Regions from separate parts of the Homo sapiens genome. Here region 1 is linked to region 2. Evidence: chromatin contacts called from ENCODE Hi-C or POLR2A ChIA-PET data. All regions are on one chromosome and are shown on one strand. The core of a region is the stretch at or near the end of the contact, and the rest is flanking DNA. Distances in the headings are between cores, read along the strand shown.

Region 1 (3,015 bases), core at 83-2,582, 1.3 Mb before region 2:
TTAAGTAGATCTTTCTCCTGCCCAGGTCCGGGGTTGAGTGCTGTGCGCTCTTACACTCCATTTTAATGTGTCTCCATAACGTTCTATTTAAGGAAGGAAACTTTCAAATAGAAATTGAGAACTGCAGCACGTTTCCTAACGGGCGGAACAGCTGCCGGAAACGTCTTTTGGTCACTAGTTCTGGTCACAAATGAATTTCAACAGCATTGAGTCCCTGGTCCTATCCCCGCGGCCTCCCGTCCGCTGTTGGACACTGGCTCCTTAAAGTGACGCTTTACTGTTCTGAGTCCCATAGGAGGATCAGGGCAAGTGGCTTCAGAGATGCAGCCCTCACTGCTTAACGTCCTAGTTATTGTCCTTGAAACCCGAGCCATCTCACCGCTCGCCCCCAACCCTGGGCTCTGGCTGTTTAAAAGCTGGAGAGGAAGTGAAAGCGTCAAGTACAGTAAGTGACACCCTCCGCCTCCGTGTATACATAACAAAAGCTCAGGAAACGTGCGGGTTCTAGGATATACGAGCAACCCCAAGCACTCCCTCCTCCTCCCCACAGCCACAGTGGACTGGAAGTACCTTTTCCCAGTGCACACGTAGGGACCATTTTGACTTATACTTTTTCACCTAGCTTGCTCTGTTGTCCTCCCATCACAACCTCTGCTAATCAGCAATTCTGCATCTCCTAGGTGCCTTCCTTATAGATTCTTTATGTTTCTGTCCCACGAACGATAGGATCTAATTTTAGTTGAGGATGACTGTTTAAAAAATGTTTCGATAAACCATAATGGTGATGGTGGGTTTTGAAAAACGGGAAAATAAATTGGGCCAAAAGCTGAGTGGGAATGAGGATAGAGAGCGAGGTGAGCTCCTAGTCAGGGCAAGAGTAGAGAGGTTGGAGATCCTGAGGGGAGGGCAGCTGAATAAGGCGGTACGGGCTTTGTGGATCGCGGCTCTAAGGGTATACCAGAACCGCACAACAGTACTTTAAGGAAACCAGCCCAATAGTGGACCTAACACCCCAATAATGGGAACTGGCGACTCGAAACACACGGTTTCAGTATCCCCAGGCGCCTTAACAATAAGCAGCGGGTTACAGAGGAAATCGAGTCTCTCCGTGGCGCTTCCAGGCTGAGGACCCAGCGCCTACCGGCCGAGCACCCCCTAGGGCAGAGGGGCGAGGGAGACCCGCGGGAAGGGGCAGCAAGCCGCCTGATTGACAGCCCGAAATCTGATCTTGTGAAAGAGACGCGGAGCCAATGGGAGGCAGCGATCCATCAGTTTGGATTGGAGGCCCCTGGAGGAGAAGTAGAGGAAAAACCACCGAATTGAGCTCTGTCAGAGGCGCTTTCGGCTTCCAAGGGGGAAGTGCTGGGCTATAATTAATGTTTTTATTAAATTTGGAGGGAAGTTTTTGCAGCCTTTCGCCTAGCGTGGCCTTCAGGTGGGTCTTTCCAACAACTTTTTATGTCTCTCCAGATAATTGCATGGTTGTGGGTCGCAAAAACTATCCTGATGAAAGAGGTGTCTCCGTCTCTTTAGTCCCGTTAGGTGCAAAGCAAGTCTCGTTGATCGCCATTGCTAGTTTTGCACACGTTTGCGAATCAGAGCTGCCCGGGGTACACCGACCGCGCAGGGAAACATCGAGAGTGTAAATAAATACATCGCCTCTTGTTCGGATTTTTGCTACTACCGAAAATATGTAAATTGTGAACTCTGTTGGCTCTCTTTGGATCCAGGTGAAGGAGGCGGTGTAGGGAGGGTTATTTTTGTGAATGGGACTGTCGGAGGGTAATTAGCTATGCAAATTCAAGAGCTTCATTCATGATTTTTTTTTAAGCCTAAAAGCCATCTTGTTCCCCTCTAGGTTGATAGAAGTCCAGATCCTGAGGAAATCTCCAGCTAAATGCTCAAAATATAAAATACTGAGCTGAGATTTGCGAAGAGCAGCAGCATGGATGGATTTTATGACCAGCAAGTGCCTTACATGGTCACCAATGTGAGTGATCAGTTTGAAAGTTGCTGTTTATAAACTTGACTCCGTCGGGGGTGGGGAGAGGGAGAAAATGAGAAGGGAGGGGGCACGGGGGTTGGGATTGCAGATACTTATCTGCTTTGTTGCCACTGTAGGGCGACTCTGCTTCTAGAAGCCCAGTCTTCAAAATGAGCTTACCTTTCAGTGATTTGGATAAGGCATAGTTTTGTTTTTAAGACCCCTTTTTCTGATTAAAGTGCCCAACATGAGTGGAAGAGGAGATGGAGGGCAGCAGCAGCTGCTGCACTCAAAGTTTTTGGCTGGGTTTGTCTGCCACATTGAAAAGAATGAAGTTGAGACAAATGCTGACACTTTTTGTTTATATGGGGTGTTTTTGTTTCTTTTTTTTTTCTCATTTTCTCTTTTTTTTTTTTTTCATTTCTCTACTCTTTTTGCTTTTTTTTTTTGTGGGGGTGGGGTGGGGAGGAGGGGCTGTCCAAGAGAGAATAAAACCCACTGTTTTAATCTAGCATTGAACCAGCCTAAAAACAACTTTAAGTGTAAATGCTTCAGGTTGTTTTGATGCTGAGATACCATGAATATATGATTGATAAATAGTAATGTGCTAAGATCGGCACTGGGAAGCAACTCTCCCTGCCTGCTTAACATAAGCTTTCACTGTCAAATAAGTGAGAAAATGAATATTAGAGTTGATACTATGGACTTCTATTTTTCTATTCAGAGAAGATCCATTAGACTTATGTATGCATGTCTGTGTGTGTGTGTGTGCGCGCGCGTGTGCGTGTGTGTGATCTGAGGTTTACATTCTTTTAAAGGATTTTATCTTTCCCTTTGTAGAGTCAGCGTGGGAGAAATTGTAACGAGAAACCAACAAATGTCAGGAAAAGAAAATTCATTAACAGAGATCTGGCTCATGATTCAGAAGGTGAGGTTTGATTTTGGGCTGAATCCCCATTTTTTTACCTACACTCTCCACCCTGCTAAAAGAAAAGGAGCACTTCAGTCTTATCTTAAAAATAATAAACTTT
Region 2 (2,958 bases), core at 90-2,589:
ATGGTGATTGTGCCAAGCGTATGCGGGAGAGAGCTTGTTGGGCCAGTGGAGAGAGGTGCTTACTTGTCCGGTAATATTTATCAGCACTTCCCCTACACCATCTAAATAAAAACAACGTGCTTCCTAAGTCAGCACTTCAAAGCAAGTCTTCTGACCCCCTAGTTTGACCAGACTGGCCTCCAAGCCCTACTTTATGCTAAGGCTGCTGTAATTAATGGGCCACGTTTCTTAGCAGATGCAATCTTGAACTCTGGAGACTACCAGATCTTGCTAGAAGCTCTGTTCTCCCCATTATTAACAGTGTGGCCATGTCTAGAGATTTAACATCTCTAAGCCTCTCTTCCCTCATTAGTGAAAAGAGGATTACAGAAGTGACTTCATAAAGTGATGCTGAGAATAAAATGAGAAAATGAGCATAGCATTTAGTATAGTGCATGTAATCACCATTCAGTAAAAGGCAGTTATTTATAGTTATTTGAATTCAAAATGTAATAATTATGTAAGATGCATTTGAGTCTGTAACAGGGTTTGAGGAGAACAGGAATACAATTAAAATCTCATGAAGATGATTGCTCCCAGGCTGGAAGGCAGGGGACTTACGCTGCCAACTGAAGCTCAGTGTCCAAATTCAGCCGTCCTTCCGCTACACCACTTCTTTCCTACAGCTGCCTGTGCACCAATGGTCATTTACTGACCGTATATATGTGTGTGTGTGTGTGTGCGTGTGTGTGTGCTATACATGGATGTGTGGGGTTTGTTTTGTTTTTAAAAAAAAAGAAAGAGTAGGTAGGTGTATGCGCCCCTGTGGTTCCAGCTACTTGGGAGGCTGAGGCAAGGGGATGGTTTGGAGACCGGAGTTTGAGCCAGCCTGGGCAACATAGTGAGGCCCCCTGTCTAAAATAAATAAATGAAACATAAAAAATAAATGAATAGATTTTTTCTAAATCAAAAAGCATTATTCCATTTTTTTCTCACTGTCATTGAAATTTTTTTTGGTAATAAATGGATTTCTGAGCCTGTTTTAAATGACAGGGTCTGTTGTTCAAAGCCCCACTAGCACGGTAAGCCATTAAACCAGCAGTTGTGAAGCTGCATTATAACACAGGGACAGTCACTCAGCTCAACACTTTACATTACAATAGGCAAGCCTCTGTGAGGCAGCTTTGAAATCCCAGAACTGTGGTCAAACTACGGACCTCCTGGAAGGACAAAGTGTTCTGTTTGTGTAGCACAAGGGTGTGGCTTTTGTAGCTAGTAAAATAATCTGAACACAAAGGCCTCCAGATCCTGCAGAGCACTCTGCAGTGAACTGACTCAGCGGAAAGCGGTGGGAAAGGAAGCTGGTTCTTAGATTTCAGAACCCTCCAAAGCTACACCCACCTCGCTTAGTTCTGACCCTGTGCAACAGGAAGGGGGTTTCATCAGCCAATGTGTGTGCACGCCCACGCAGACATATCCACTAGGCAGAAGACAGGATGAGAAACGCGGTGGGAAGGAACTCTAGTGGAGCCCAGTGCCGTCTCTTTGCAGCCTCTTGCCAAACTCCTGCTTTTTCTTCCTTTCACTGATGCAAAACCTAGTTGCTCTCATGGATTGAGGGAGGGAAGCCCTCTTATGATGTGGAGCCACTTTTAGCAACTGCTCTGAAAGAGGCTGCAAAATCAAACATCCCAGTTAGCATTGGGTGGATTGCTGAATATTGTGAAATAATCATAGAAGCTTTGATTGTCGATGTCCACTGGAGATCTGTGTGCCGGGAGCAAAATATTGGTATGTTACACATTTCATGTACGCAAATTAATTGGACAGTTAAAATCTATCAAAGGCGTCAATGGTAGGCTTTTTCTGTTTCTATTCACACACAGCCCCCACTGCCACCACCAATTTAGGCTTCATCTCAATAAACAGAATACATGTTTAGAAACTTATATAATTTAAAACCCTCTGATCCCTGAAAATTAAGAAAAAGGGGTCTGAATTTTTCATAATCAGTCCATATTGAATAGATTCCCCTCCTAATTGCTCAATTTTAATTTCATCAGATCATTTTGCCTAAAGACCACTTAGCCACCATCACCAAAAAAATGTGTAAACTTCTTGTGAAAAAGACTATACATATCAATGATCTGTGGAACTTAAATTCCAAGGAAACACATATTCAGAAAAAAAAATCATTCACTAGGATAAACCAGAAACACTATATTGATTTACCTTTCCTGAAACTACTAAAAAGTCCAGTAACTTAAGAACACATTTTTAAAATTTAATTCATTAAATTACATATAATACATTTCCAAAAAAGTTCAAAATATGCATGGACAGTTAGCAGAAGCTTTATTGTGAGATTTTTGCGAAAAAAAATTTATAAAGTTAACCCCAAAGCAACCTAATATGTTGATAGTCTCCTGCAAATTAAAATTCAATACACTATTGAATATTTTTATTATAGTTTTGAAAACAAAAGGTTAAAATACCTATAATTGGTAAAATATATGACTTCCCTTCCCTTCACCAAGATTACTAAATGTAATAGAGTGGGTTTTGTGTATGTGTGTTTGTGTGTGTGGTTTTTGTTGGACAGCGATTTATTTCAAAGCTTTTCTTTGTATAACTAGATTACATGACTCCTTTTCTAAATGTTCTGAAGGGCACAATTGGGAGCAGTAAAAGATAAACTGCACTGTCTATAATTATGTGATAATAGAACTCCAAGAAAGGTGAAGTTTCTTACAAAGTATATGGGAGTTAGAGAATATTTCTATCTACAATGTACTGTCCTTGAGAATGAACATTTGTCTTTGGAAGATGTGTATTCACCCAAACAGTGTGTACTGAATATGTAGTATACACTAGGCAGTGTTTTAGGTTCTAGGAATACAGTGGGGAACAAGGCAGAAAACTTTCCTACTCTCTTGGACCCCATAGCCCAGTGAAGGAAGACAAACATTAAACACATAA

The links. A loop is a pair of places that touch in the nucleus more often than their neighbours do. ChIA-PET counts read pairs that join two places held with the same protein, here RNA polymerase II (POLR2A). Pooled maps may share reads with other maps.
Region 1: a map of K562 shows a loop between it and region 2 (8-fold over the local background). The contact joins the promoter of ETV1 here to the enhancer-like site in region 2. A Hi-C loop is called at or near these places in 1 of 168 maps with a recorded cell type or tissue (K562) and 3 of 50 pooled maps. POLR2A ChIA-PET finds 5 or more read pairs at or near these places in 1 of 52 experiments (WTC11).

What each region holds. Positions count from the first base shown.
Region 1 is chr7:13,987,983-13,990,997 of GRCh38, reverse strand. It overlaps ETV1 (ETS variant transcription factor 1), which reads left to right and starts at 1,332. Exons shown (of 14, transcript NM_004956.5): 1 at 1,332-1,435; 2 at 1,534-1,730; 3 at 1,859-1,990; 4 at 2,825-2,912. The coding sequence starts at 1,946.
Region 2 is chr7:12,714,197-12,717,154 of GRCh38, reverse strand. No RefSeq gene overlaps it. Among named protein-coding and RNA genes, the nearest start is that of ARL4A, 28 kb to the right of the region's middle. RefSeq lists an enhancer at 894-1,561. Within about 2 kb of position 1,339, at least 25 of the 41 ENCODE cell types and tissues checked have a DNase peak (open chromatin) inside an H3K27ac peak, as active enhancers do.